Linked DNA regions of Mus musculus: regions 2, 3 and 4 are each linked to region 1. A link is a contact called in ENCODE Hi-C or POLR2A ChIA-PET data. All regions are on one chromosome and are shown on one strand. The core of a region is the stretch at or near the end of the contact, and the rest is flanking DNA. Distances in the headings are between cores, read along the strand shown. Region 1 holds the start of 4930444M15Rik (RIKEN cDNA 4930444M15 gene). Region 2 has its middle 35 kb from the start of 4930431P22Rik. Region 3 has its middle 24 kb from the start of 1700105F02Rik. Region 4 overlaps 1700105F02Rik (a long non-coding RNA gene).

What was found. Hi-C counts contacts between places; a loop is a spot of excess contacts on that map. ChIA-PET counts read pairs that join two places held with the same protein, here RNA polymerase II (POLR2A).
Region 2: POLR2A ChIA-PET joins it to region 1 with 19 read pairs in Patski. The contact joins the enhancer-like site here to the promoter of 4930444M15Rik in region 1. POLR2A ChIA-PET finds 5 or more read pairs at or near these places in 3 of 5 experiments (Patski and embryonic stem cell).
Region 3: POLR2A ChIA-PET joins it to region 1 with 12 read pairs in Patski. The contact joins the enhancer-like site here to the promoter of 4930444M15Rik in region 1. A Hi-C loop is called at or near these places in 1 of 37 maps with a recorded cell type or tissue (Patski). POLR2A ChIA-PET finds 5 or more read pairs at or near these places in 1 of 5 experiments (Patski).
Region 4: POLR2A ChIA-PET joins it to region 1 with 24 read pairs in embryonic stem cell. The contact joins the enhancer-like site here to the promoter of 4930444M15Rik in region 1. A Hi-C loop is called at or near these places in 3 of 37 maps with a recorded cell type or tissue (heart and left cerebral cortex). POLR2A ChIA-PET finds 5 or more read pairs at or near these places in 4 of 5 experiments (Patski and embryonic stem cell).

What each region holds. Positions count from the first base shown.
Region 1 is chr14:76,519,072-76,522,392 of GRCm38, forward strand. It overlaps 4930444M15Rik (RIKEN cDNA 4930444M15 gene), which reads right to left and starts at 1,784. Exons shown (of 4, transcript NR_045660.1): 1 at 1,491-1,784; 2 at 783-1,094.
Region 2 is chr14:76,723,080-76,726,400 of GRCm38, forward strand. No RefSeq gene overlaps it. Among named protein-coding and RNA genes, the nearest start is that of 4930431P22Rik, 35 kb to the right of the region's middle. Within about 2 kb of position 1,857, at least 3 of the 3 ENCODE cell types and tissues checked have a DNase peak (open chromatin) inside an H3K27ac peak, as active enhancers do.
Region 3 is chr14:76,700,059-76,703,379 of GRCm38, forward strand. No RefSeq gene overlaps it. Among named protein-coding and RNA genes, the nearest start is that of 1700105F02Rik, 24 kb to the left of the region's middle. Within about 2 kb of position 1,776, at least 1 of the 3 ENCODE cell types and tissues checked has a DNase peak (open chromatin) inside an H3K27ac peak, as active enhancers do.
Region 4 is chr14:76,656,586-76,659,906 of GRCm38, forward strand. All of the region lies in intron 2 of 1700105F02Rik (a long non-coding RNA gene), which reads right to left. Among named protein-coding and RNA genes, the nearest start is that of 1700108F19Rik, 19 kb to the right of the region's middle. Within about 2 kb of position 1,651, at least 2 of the 3 ENCODE cell types and tissues checked have a DNase peak (open chromatin) inside an H3K27ac peak, as active enhancers do; they include heart and left cerebral cortex, where a contact is called at or near this core.

The sequences.
Region 1 (3,321 bases), core at 534-3,033:
AATCAGCTGTGTGACTTTGAAGAGCCACCAGCTCCCTCTGAGCCTGCACTAAGCTCTCTGTAATGTTGACTCTCTGGCTAGATGGAAATCTAGCACGAAAGCCTGTTTCCAAGTACTTGGTTGGACTTGAGAGAGCAATGAGGGCTCTGGTTGTAAGGGATGTCTGTACGCCAGCAGAGAAGGTTCCATCCGCAGCAGGCCCAGAGCCTACACAGTCAGGGCTGGAGGTAGGGCAGAACAAAGGTGCTCTGTCCAGGAGTTGGGGGCCTGGGTTCTGTTCCTAACTGGTTCTGAGAGTTCATGGGTGGTCCCAAGCTCCGTGACTACAACGGACACCTGCGCTAGTGGGTACCCTCATGTTTACAATAGGTTGGGGAAGAGAGGAGTTGAACAACTTCTCATAATGAATGAGATGTCTTTTTTAAAAAGACAAGTTAGTAGATTTCTGTTAACCTTGGTTTCTTCCACAAAACAGGGTTCTGAATGTGTATCTCAGGGTCTATGAGAGTAAATATGCTAAAGTAGCATCTATTATGCTATATAACACACACACACTATACATACACAAATACATATACTGGGGCATAAAGAGATATTCAGAGCACAGCACGGGTCATTGGGGAAGGGGATAAAATGAGAACAGAAGGGAACATGAGTCTCCTACGTACATACCCAGTTCCACAATGGCTGCTAGGCCAGTGGCTTCCAAATGGCCAGTGAAAGAAGAAAATAAAACCCACTTGAGGCCATCCTTTCTGGCTTAAAATTTGTCAGTGGCTTACTTAACTATAGCAGATGCCTTCATCCTCACGGGCTCTTTCTCTCTCAAAGCCCCTCATACAGATCCTCATTCTCTGGATCATGGAGAACTGAAGGAGAGCTCTTCCCTGCTGAGACAACTGTTTCTCTGCTCAATTCACCCAACCTTTTTCTTAGGGAGCTTCCTGTGGTCCAAGGTGGGCTGGCCAGCATCACTCTGTGGAAGCGTCCTGTGGGGTTCATCTCCTTTCAAACTGTGGGTCCTCCATCTCTCCAGCCTCTGCTTCCTCTCACCCATCATGCTCCACGCAGAAGACAGAACCCCATCCTGCATGCTGAAGAGGCAGGGTGTGAGGACTAGATCTGAGAGCTTGCTGTCTGGAGATCTGTTGCCCCCCCCCCCTAGTCAACATTACAGAGAGCTTAGCGCAGGCTCAGAGGGAGCTGGTGGCTCTTCAAAGTCACACAGCTGATTACCAGAAAGGTTCTCTCTCTCAGTGGAGGTTGCCACATCCCTTGGAACCCCCCCCCCCCACAATGCATCTTCATAGAGGACACAGCACCCAGTAGCAGCTAGGTGTTGGATTGAGTAAATGGTGACCCAAGAGAAACCAAAATGGCGGCTACTAAGGCAGGGCTCCCTGGGGAAAACCTCTGGCGAGGTAGAAGACAAGGTGGGAATTCACTGATGAGAAAAACAGTGAGCTCTAGGTCAATTACTGACAATTTACCTAGGGCAGATGAGGAGATGTTGTCTAATTGCGGCTTCACATAACACTCATAAAAACTAGTGATATTGTTGGAAGCAAGTTGAGCCCTGAAAAGAGAAAGCTGAAGGTGGCACAGATCTGTGACATCCAGACACATTCTCCGGGGGAAAGGTTACAAAGTTACTGGGCTAGTGACTAGTCATGAGTCATCCCCAGAGTAAACAGATAACAGGCAAGAAGGTTACATGGTGACAATTCAGAGACCGCTGAACTGTGAAGATTATGTGGGGCCTCTCAGGCTAAGCACTTTCAGAATGTCGGGAAGCCATGGTAACCCTCACAAACATTCCACAGGCAGTGATTGTGACCGCCAGTCTCTCTTCCCCCACTCCCAGTTTGGAATGTACTTTGAAACAGTGGGACCATGTTTTCTTCTTAACTCCTCCCATCATCTGTTCCAGAATCTTCAACAACTACCTCCTTGAATTCACAGGATTACCTGGGATTTAGGAAGTCATGGTATGCTTCATGATGAAACTCTGAATTGGAGGTCATCTAAAAAGAGTTATTCCCTTGTGGCTACATCTCCAAGTCTGTTAAAGGCTAATCCCAAGCCTACATGAAAAGAGATTTATAGTACAGAAAACTGTGCATTTAACTCCCCACTCCATAACTATGGCGTTCTTACCCACAGACCCAATCAACCAATACAACAGAATGTATTTGGACAAAGCATTGCAGCCACGGTGAACATGTATAATTTTTTGGGGGGGTCATGATCCCATAAACCATGAAGTACAACAACAGAATAGTATTTGCACTGTGTGAAGCTTGATAGGGTCTAGAGACCCTTTAGCACATGTGAGAAGATGTAATGAATCATAAGAAAACACTAAGCCATTTTATGTAAGAGACTTAAGCAGCTATGGACTCTGCTATCTACTAGAGCAGGGGTTCCTGGAACTAATCTCCAGGAAGGTGCGGGATAATTAAACTGCACATGAGTCAGGATTGGAAAATGCTTGGTTAGGAAATTCTTAGAGCCTCCCAGCTATGTTCACGAAAATGTATCATGGTGCCTTTCTTTGGGCTGGCTCAGATGGAGTTCCATTGCGTACCTCTTTATCTTCCTAGAGAAGTGGGGGAGCTGAGTATATGCTTTCAGGGGGACTAAGGAGTATGAGACCCTCTGCATGTCCCAAACATTCACTCCCAAGCCAACCGTTGCTCCTTCTACACGCTTTCTTCATTCACTTTGCTGAGTTCTGATACCCATGTGTCTCCCACAAGCTTCTATTCCATCCGGGACTTGTACCCTTCCAACCTTGTTCACAGAACTCTCGGGCCAAACTTTCTGAAGATCTTATGTGTATCACCCCCAGGTGTGATTCTTAACACACATCTGTATGGTTACCTCCTGGCTCAAGATTTTCATGATCTGACCTAGGCCCATGGTTATGGCCTAGCTTAGTGACATTTGTCCTCCCGCAAGTATCTTAGGCTCTCGGCAGGACACACACCCCGCCAAGTCCTTTCTCATTTCCATCTTACTACACCCACACTTTCCTCTACATGGGGAGCTAGGACAGACATTCAAACTCACTCAGAAGGAGACCATATTAACCCATATACAGTAAATGCCAGCTCTAGTTTCAACTCTGAGGCTTTGTCCCCCAGGGTGAACTACCGGGGACTGGTGAGATCTTTTGGGGACTACTGGGAGGTCCTTATGTCATTGAAGCTATGTCCTTGAAGGAGATCGTAGGAACCTAGTCCTCCGGCCTCCTAACCATCAGGTGGGCAGATTAGCTCTGCTTCCTGCTTCAGTCATGTATTGCTTTAACCCAGGCAC
Region 2 (3,321 bases), core at 607-3,106, 200 kb after region 1:
AAGCTAAATTTTGCTATTAGTTATTTCTATCCGGAGACATCTAACACCAGCCAGGCTCTTTGCTGTGCATTTTGTGTATTTCTCTTTTCCTTTGTACTCTCAATCATCTTGGGAAGTAGGCTCAATGCTACTTACAAAGCCATTTCCCGAAGGTTAGGTAGACAGGAGGGTTCAGCCTTGTAAAAGCCACTTGCTCCAAATGAGTCTCCAAGAACGTACAGCAATTCAAAATCTCATTATCTCTGCCTTCAGAGGAGATGCTTTTTTATATAATTTCTGTTCTCTATTATGGGCTTGAGTGTTTTCCTTTGGAAGTTTCTAGACAGAATGTTCTAGCAAAAGGTATTTTTTTAAGAGAAAAAAATTAATAATGAAACAAATTGCAAAAAGGAAAAAAAAGAGATTCCTCTGATGTCATCAAGCTCACATGCACATGTCACATGTCACACGTATGTGTATGTGCACATCTAGGTCTCCTCAAGACAAATGGAGAAAAGGTACCAGCACAACATTCCTCGCATCCTATGGATTGTTAAAGAATGCTGTTTACCCACATTTCTCTGGTTTTTGTTTTTTCTTTTTTTCAATTCCACATGACAGTTATCACATTCCTCATCTGCATCAAAGTGAAGAAGTAAAAACCTCATGGTTAGGACAGTAGGCACAAGCCCTAAGGCAAGGGATTAACAGGAGTAGACTGCCTCCCCTGGGTCCACAAAGGAATGGTGACAGGTGTCAGAGCCAAGCATGGGGCGCCAGGGCCTCTGGGGCCCACAAAGCAATTAGTGACTTGCTCAGTGGCCGAGTTTCATGAATTTATCTCCTCTAGTCTTGCAAACCGACCATTCCTCTCTTCTGCTTGAGGGTGTCAGATGAGGCTGCTTGCTTAAGATCTTACAACAATCAGACTTTTCTTTGTTAAAAACAGTGACAAGGAAGGGTGGAGAGATGGCTTAGTGGGCAGCACACTTGCCGTGCAGATGTGAGGACATGAGTAAATCTCCAGAACCCAACTAGCAGCCTGGAGTGGTAGCTTAGCTTTAATTCTAGTTTCCCTAATGGAGAGATGGAAGGCAGGAACAGGAGAAACCCCGAAGTTCACAGGTCAGCTAGTTCAGAGTGGGACACCCTTTCTCAAACGATGTGAGGACTGCTACCAAGGTTTTCTCTGACCTTCATATTTTCTCCATGCCCGTGGTCTTGTGTGTGCGTGCGTGCACATGTGTGCACATACACACAGAGAGACAAAGAGACAGAGAGAGAGATAGAGACAGAGGGACAAAGAGAGATTTAATAAAAAGGAAATGTAAACATTTGTAGCATTGCCAAGTCTAAAATGAGCAAGAATCATAGCTTGTCCTGGAACAAATTTTACAGCATTCGAATAGTGAGTGGAACTGGGGGTGAGGGGGTGAGGGCCCAGCTGGGCCGACCAGAAGGATGGGATTCATGGTAGGCAGCCCTGTTAGACTCCTTTGACACTCGCCAAGCCAGTAAGGCTGAGAGCGCGATGTTCTCAGGCCCAGCCTTGACAATGGCATGCTTTATATCACTCCCAAAGCTGAGAATGGCTTTCCAGCCTGCAAAGGGGAGCTTTCTTCCGAACCTGAGAGATGGGAGGGCGATTTTGTGTCCATGTCCATGACCCCCCCCCCCTGCCCCAGCAGAACAGACTCAAATGGAAATGCCACCTGGCAAGGACATTCGCCTAAACAATCCACATTCTATTTGGGAGGAATGCCTGTCTTCTCAGGGTATGTTTGAGGCTCTGATGTCCCTCCTTCCCAATCACCATAATGAGATTGAAGCCATCCTCCACCCAAGGGCCTTAGGACCCGAGGACTTTCTCAGAAACTAACTAAAGCTCCACCCAAGCCAGCTGATATTTTTAGGCCCCGGGCTCCCGGATGCTTAGATGTTCTGTTTTCCTTCTGATTTTCTGGATCCTCTCAGCTCAGCAACAATAATGATTGCAAGTGACTGCAAAAATCTCTTGCACAGATCGAAATGATTCAGACAGCAATGGGTTCCCTGGGTCACCTTCCGGGATTAGCAAGATGCTTTAGCAAGCTCAGCTCTGGCCAAGGTTGTGTTCAAATGCTTACAGGAAACGGGAATCAACAAAAGGAGAGACGCCTGCCCACGTTGAATGTGCAGTCTCAGCCTGGTCTACAGAGTGAGTTCCAGGACAGCCAGGGCTATACAGAGAAACCCTGTCTCTAAAAACCAAACCAAACCAAACCAAACCAAACCAAACCAAACCAAACCAAACCAAAAAACAAAACCAAACAAAAGCGTGCAGTCTCAAGTGAGACAGGGGCACAGAGCCAGACTCATGGGCTTCAGGATAGACACAGCCTCCAAGGTATGAATCATGCAAGCCCGCTTCCAAGCCAATGGGTTGAACTCAAATCACATCTGCCAATATAAATTGTATTACAAGGCTGAGCAGGTTTCTCTGCTGGCAAACCACCACTCCTTTGCCTCTTCAGACAGTGAGGGAGTTATCTATCTTACAGCACAACGTGTTATTTCTACGGACAAATGTATGGATCTCCGTGGTTGTCAGCAAATCCCAGTGGCTCCCTGGTACCATCTTGCTGGAGGGACTGTCCCCACCTTCTCTCTATTGTATGATCCACTTTCTTAAGAGTTCCTGTGGAGATGAGAAGATGACTGTGGGTGGGAGGAGAGACTAGAAGAAGTCTTGGATGAAGAGAGTGCAAGGCAGGGGCCCCTCCAAAGGTCTTCTGGGAACAGTCCATGTTTAGAAAGGACCTTCTTAACTGTCATTAGTGATAGGGTCTTGGCAACTGTCTTTGGTGAGTTTCTTGGTCAATGGGGAGTTCTTGAAGTTTAGTTTCTTTATCTGGGTCATTGTTATTTTACAACAATAGTAAATGACATTTCCCCCAGGGGGGTGGCTGTTGAAGATAAGGACTGGGGACACAGGGTTCTCAGTCAAGTTACAGGCACTTAGTAAATGGAAACCTGGATCAGTTGGAGACAGCTGCACGTACAAGCGCACTGAAGGCACACTGTGTATATATAAGGAGAGGATTGTAGAGTTGGTTGCAGTTGGTTGTGCATGGGGAACTTTGGGGGCTACACATATGGCAATCCAGGTCAGCTCTGGGAAATTTCCTCTTAAATGAGACATCTTCCCAGGGGATGCCCTTGGCACGGCTGGGTTCCATGGGACTTCCTGATGGGTTGATTTTTGTCAGGGCTTCCTTGCAGGGCCTATGGAAGCTTCTGTTCCTGCTGGTAAGGGTGTGCTCAGCTCCCACTTGTCTAGGAGTCCAATGTAGCAAGGACAGA
Region 3 (3,321 bases), core at 526-3,025, 180 kb after region 1:
GGGATGGGTTGATAGAAATGTCAAATGCAGTCTGATACTTTCTTCCCCTCCTTTTTTTTCTGTGTGGGACTCATTTGGTATATACATATACTGTCTATGTATTTCATATATATATATATATATATATATATATATACTATCTAATATATAAATATACTAGATAGTATCTACACATACGTATTCTACTCATGTCTACACATCATATTACTCTCCTCAGCAACCCAAACCACATGTTGTGTTAGTCATCTTCCTATCGCAATAATTTTTTTGAAATTATTAGTAAAACACCATTTCAGATGTTTGACTCCAGCATGAATGCATCCAGTTGCCTTAGTCCTGTGGTGAGACAGTATATCATGGTGGGAGCATGTGACTGAACAGAAGAACCACAAAGAAATGAATGTGAGGGAGGTTCCCTGGCGTCTCCTAAGGACACACCCCCAGCTCCCACCTCCTAAAGGCTCTACTACGCCCTAATCTCATGGCCCTGTCATCAGGCTTCTGCCTCATCTGGAGATCAACTTTTTCACATGGACCTTTGGGATGACTTAAGACAAAAATCCAGAAAATAGCCACTTTAGTTAACTTCCCATTATACATTATAGTATAATACACTGTGTTGAATATTTACTCCTTGCTAGTCTCTTTAAAGCATCACAATTTTAAAGAGGAAAATGATAGAAAAGTGATATACCCTTTCATTGATACATCATGACTTCTTTTTAGGTTTAAACAGTTGAGATCCATAAGCCCTTCGTTGTTCACAGCAGGGCATGTATGCTATTTAGAAAACTCCTCTAGGTTTGTGGTCCAAAGTGTCAAAATTTTCTAAGTGGTGGTTTGACTGAAATTGGCCCCCTACAGGCTCACAGGGAGTGGCACTATTGGGAGGTGTGGCCTTGTTGAAAGAAGTGGGTGGGCTTTGGGGTTTGGGGGACCCAAGGCAGTCCCAGTATCACCCTCTCTTCCTGTTGCCTGCAGATCTGTGTGTAGAACTCTCAGCTCCCTCTCCAGCACTGTGTCTGCCTGCGGGGCCGCTATGCTTCCTGTCATGATGACAGGGGACTAAACCTCTAAACTATGAGCCAGTCCTGATTAAATGCTTTTCTTTATGAGAGTTGCTGTGACCATGGTGTCTCTTCATAGCAATAGAAACCCTAACTAAGACAGTCAGAATGATGGATATTCTGGCTTATATTTTTGTATGATTGGTAAGGGAGGAGTCTCACAGACTATCTACCACTGTGGTGACCTCAAATATAGGTGATCTTTCATTCCCCATATATTCCCAGGGCCAAATTGTCTATTGCACACATGTCATGGTAGACTGTGTGCCTTTGTATCACGATGCTGCATGAGTTGGCCCTTAAGTTAGAGTATTTCTAGAAGCAATGCCTATGAATAGCAGTAACTTATCAATGTTCAGAGGTGACTGAAAGCCAACTAAATATATCCCCTTAAACCCAAGCTAAATATGCCAACTCAACTTTACCTCAGCACTGTTCCAAAAATACTGTAGAAAGTCTCTGCCCAGGGTGTGGGAAGCAGGAGGGGGTGGGGTGGGAATGGAAGAGAGTCTTACCACCATTACAATCAGAGCATCCTGGTTTTGCAAAGTTTTCAAAGCTTATGTGACTATGGGCTCGACAGCCTACCCTTTATTGAGAGATACATTCTTGGACTTTTATAGATACCAAAATGCATGATGCTCAAGTCTCTTCTTAGATACAGCAGCACAGCCTCTGTATGTAATCTATACAATCCTTGCTGCTAAATCATCTCTTGACTACGTACCATTCCCGACACAGTGCCTGCCCACACATCACTTCATTAGGTTGCATTTGTCATAGAACCTGGCATACAACAAATTCAAGTTTTGCTTTTTGATTCAGTTCAACTTTCAGAATCTGGTTTCTGAATCTGTGGTTGCAGACACCAGCTACTGTGCCCGTTTGAAAACCGAGCATGGTGCTCGCCTGCTGTTAGTGGGAAGGAACAGAAAAATTAATCTATAAAATATAACAAAGATGGATGAATGATCAAAGTCAAGGCTGCCGTCAGTCCTGCTGTGTCAAGGGCATCTCTCTGTTCCAGATCGAGTCTCAGGGAGCAGTCAGGCAGTTGGCTTAAGACTGGAGAGATTAGAAGTTTAGTTTTCATGTTTGTGAGGCTTTTCAAAAGCAAGTGAAGGAAGTGAAAACAAGAAGCCAGAGCACACAAGCAACCACACAAAAGGAACTTCTCCATCAGGCCTCCGGGTGTGTCCATTGCTTTGGCAGTTCCATGTGCTGCTCCTGGAGAGAACACTCCACTGAATCTGAGATTTGTTGGTTGGTTTCTAAGGTCCCTTTATGGCAATTCCTTCTTCCCTCCCTCCCTCCCTCCCTCCCTCCCTCCCTCCCTCCCTCCCTCCCTTTTTTCTGAGTGTCCCTTGATATCCTGAGCTGGGACAAGGTTTCCTGCTCATTTCCTCATCCTCTGGGGCCCTGGTATTCTGTTCCTGCATCGCTGCAATGACTGTGCACCAACTGTGCTACTGATAGCTGTGCGCGCCGCCGTATTGCCATAGAGCAGGGGACACGGTGGCAGACAAGATGGACACATCTTCTCTCCTCGCAGAGCTTCCATGATAGTTGATGAGGCAAACGGCCAACGAGAGGAGAAAGAATAATGTATGCTTGCCAGAGTGTGACTTATGCTGCAGAGGTCGAGAAACCAGGGAAGGGAGGGGGATTGGAAGGGGCAGCAATTTCAAGAATGTGATGTCAAGAATGTGGGAAGAGGACACTGGGTCTACATAGGAGGGGAGGATAAAGCTGTCAAACATCTGAGTAACTGTAGAGTCCCAGACACCCAGAGAAACTGGCAAGCCAGTGTCTGTAATGAAGTGTGAGAGGTGGAGAGAGGCAAGAGAGAAATACTCTCACGGACCCTGGTGAGGATGATTGATTAGAGCTGACTCTTACTCCTAAGTTAGCGCTTTTCATAGTAATAGCCTTTAGTATTGGCAGCATAGAGAAAAGGGGATCATGCCAAAACCAAACCAAAAAAAAAAAATGGTAGCAAGTCCAGGGGATTTACGGGAATGATGGAAGGCATCTCAGGCCTCGTGGAGCAGAGAGGTATGTGGGTTTCATATGACCCAGACTGCCCAGAGGGTGATCTGGCCCCAGTCCTGAAGAAATAACCATTCCAGTAAAAAAGAGTACCTTGCTCACCCTGGGGTAGTAGACTGGAATGTGGTAAGCAAGGCGGCAAAGAGGCCATTGACGGGGTCATTGCAGTAGCTCAGGCCACAGATGCCAGTGCATGGCCCTGCCT
Region 4 (3,321 bases), core at 401-2,900, 140 kb after region 1:
TTATTGTGCAGATTAAATGTGCATAAAACACTCAGGCTTGAGAATTTCTGACTGAAAGTTTGTCTCTGCCCTTTGAGAAGACTATGTGTGATGTGACCTGAGGAGGCCTGGCCAGCAGTTTACCTGAAATCTTGCTGCTGCTTCTTCTCTTCCTTCCTTCCCTCCTTCCCTCCTTCCCTCCTTCCCTCCTTCCCTCCTTCCTTCCTTCCTTCCTTCCTTCCTTCCTTCCTTCCTTCCTTCCTTTCCTTTGTTTATTTATGCAATGCCAACAAATGAGCATGTGTGTCGAACCAGGCAGCTTTTGATGAATCAGATTCGGTCCTGCTTTTGCCACTCTGGTGCCAATACATATCACAGTTGCAATCTAGGGTGGGCAAGCACTGCCCTGGGAAGCACACAGTCCTCAGGTAGCATTTGGGATGGAGTAGAAAAAGAAGAGACAAGGCTGACAGAGAAAGCCTGGTAAAGGTGATGTGTTCAGACCGTGGTCTAAGAGGTGGGGGCGGGGGACGCATCACCTGTAGGCATTTTGGCTGGGCTGAAGTGTTGAGAGAGGTGGGATAATTGTGACTTTGAGATATGGTAAGATAACAATCTGCTTGTGCTGGGAGTTTTCTCTTGCCTCCCCAGTGAGGTTCCAAGCCTCAGATGTTGATCCCATAGCCTCTTTGTTCACCAAAAATACACCTCTGTGGCATTCCTCACATTTAGAACTGGAGACTGTGATATCTTCATCCACAGAAACATGATGGATTGTAGCTCAACGTAGTCAGAATGATGCTCTATCTATCTATGCTCTATAACTGCACTCCATTTAACATGTCAAATGTAGAAAAGGGGAACCGGAGCCTTTCTACTGACAATGCAGAGCACCGTGTTGGCAGATCTAGCTGTTTGACTCTGACCCGAGCTTTACGCTGGCTCTGAGTGTGTTTAAATTTGAATTTGAGTGTTTTGCTGGGCGAGGCTGTCTACACTGTGTTTCCATGACACCATCACTCCCTGCTGTTTAATATCTGGCTCCCATCCTCACACTGATTTTACCTACTTGGCCCAGGGAGCTGCTGGCCTTGGGCGGCTTTTTCTAGGCAGCAGAGGTTAGAGATGCAGCCATTGTTTCGAGCTGATTCATCATCAGCCTGATGCTAATTCACAAAGTCAGGCATGGTAATTTGGAGGGGCTTCTCAATTTCCACTAACCAAAGGCTTTTAAGTCCCTCTTCTTCAACCCCCCTCCTCTTCTTTTATCTTGCCCTCTTAACACTTTACTTGGATAACACAATCAAATCAAATTCTATATATAAAAAGCATATGGGATGCGGGAGCCCTCAAAGCACAGGGTTGAGTTAGCCATATAGAGACAGTGTAGCAGGAGGAGATGAGATGGGAGACAGACAAGTAAGGAGGGTCAGTTCTGTTGGGTGGGTTGGAGAACCAGAGAAGAGTGTTTAGGCTGTGCTGGGGATCAAGATGAGACCAGCAGGAATTAGACAAAGGCAGGTGCATTATGGGTGGAGAAAAGGGAAAGCCAAGGCTTAGACACTCGGCCTGCTGCATGTAGACACTCGGCCTGCTGCATGTAGACCCTCACAGGTCTCACAACAGAGCTGCGGTAGGTAGGTAAGCAAGAGAGGGGCTTGAACTATAGATGCTGATGCTGTGGCGCTGCCTTCCCTCCCTACCCCTTCTGCTGGCCTGCAGGGTGGTACTTGAAACTTCCTGGCAGCACGCCAAGTTGAGTCAGGCACCACGTGCTGCCCTAGAGGAAGCATGCAGCATCTTTCAAAGGTTTTTTTGTTTTTTTTTTTTTTTTTTTTTTTTAAAGAAAAGAGTCCCAGGAGAGGAGAGGGGCTGAGTCAGTCCTGGCAGGAAAGTGGAGGACACACACAGACCAAGCCCAAAATAGCTCCTGGGGGCTGAGCAGAAGGAAATTAGATAACTGGTCTGGTCTGCGTGGGCAATGCTTTTGGAAGGCCAGTAAGACGGTGAGAACAGGGCAGTGGTCCCTTCTAGAGGTCAGGAGTGAAGGCTGGCAGGGGATATCTCTGAGCACGTGATTTTTAAAACCTCAGAATACAGAGCATTCTTCAGTGGATGCTAGCCCATAGGTGGATGGCAAGCTTACTAGCCTCGCTACCTGAAATACTCTTCTACATCTTTGGAGGTCACAGACTAGGGGCGGCTTTCTGGTCGGTCTTCCTGAGTGAGGGAAAAAAATCCTGTCATTCTCCTTGTGTCACCTCCCCCTGTCTCTTGGACTGTGGTGTCCTGTTAAGAAAACACGTCAAACTTTATATGCCCCAGAACAGGGGAACGCCAGGGCCAAAAAGGGGGAGTGGGCGGGTAGGGGAGTGGGGGTGGGTGGGTATGGGGGACTTTTGGTATAGCATTGGAAATGTAAATGCGCTAAATACCTAATAAAAAATGGAAAGAAAAAAAAAAAAAGAAAACACGTCAGAAAAGCGTTTCTGTGGTCGTGGTCCCAGACCTTCTGTCTGTCTGGTTTGGGTCCTTACGTGGCAGGCCACCTGTGTAAGAATCCCCAGGGCTGGATACCATGCCAACGTGTCCAGTTGCTCTCTTTCATCACTGTGTTGTTTTTGTGGGAGCCTGATTCAGGAAAATGATGATCCCAGTCATTTACACAACCCCGAGCAGCTTGGCGTTCCCCAGGGCTGCTGCAAGGCAGTCAGGTCTACACTCCTTAAAGCCACAGGAAACAGCCAGTCCACGTTGCGCATGCACTGCAGCAGCTTCTTATAGGTCAAGGAGATTTAGATTTTGAATAAACAGGAGAGGGGGTGTTTCTCAAGCTTCTCAGAAGCGCTCGGACCTCAGGCCTGTCATCTGCTACTAAATTTGGCTTTTTTTCATCTTCCTTGCGCAGGATTCCTTGGCAGCCGTGGCACAGATTCCGGGATAGCTTTAGATAAACAACTTGGTTGCCGAGGACTGTTACCTGTTGTGGTTCCAAAAATCACCAAGGGTTGTAGAGATGACTCAGGACAAATTCAATTAAGGTGTGAAGGACAGAGAAAGTCAGTGGCGTGGCTGAGCCTTCTCGTTCGCCGCTGGTACATTTGTAATTTTCACTGGAAAAACTGCAGAAGGCGAGAGTGTTGTTGTCCTCTGAGCTTTTGCCTGGTGCAGAAATTTACATCTGTGTACTGTAAACTCTATGGACAGCTTCAGTATCCCTTGTGGAAGCCACACAGGATTCCCAGCACCCCCTCCTAGGCAGGTAGAGTGAATCTTTCCAAAGCCCCGGCGCCCTCCTGTATCCAGCGTGAGCTGCGTTCAGCATGGCATTCGTTAAGAAGC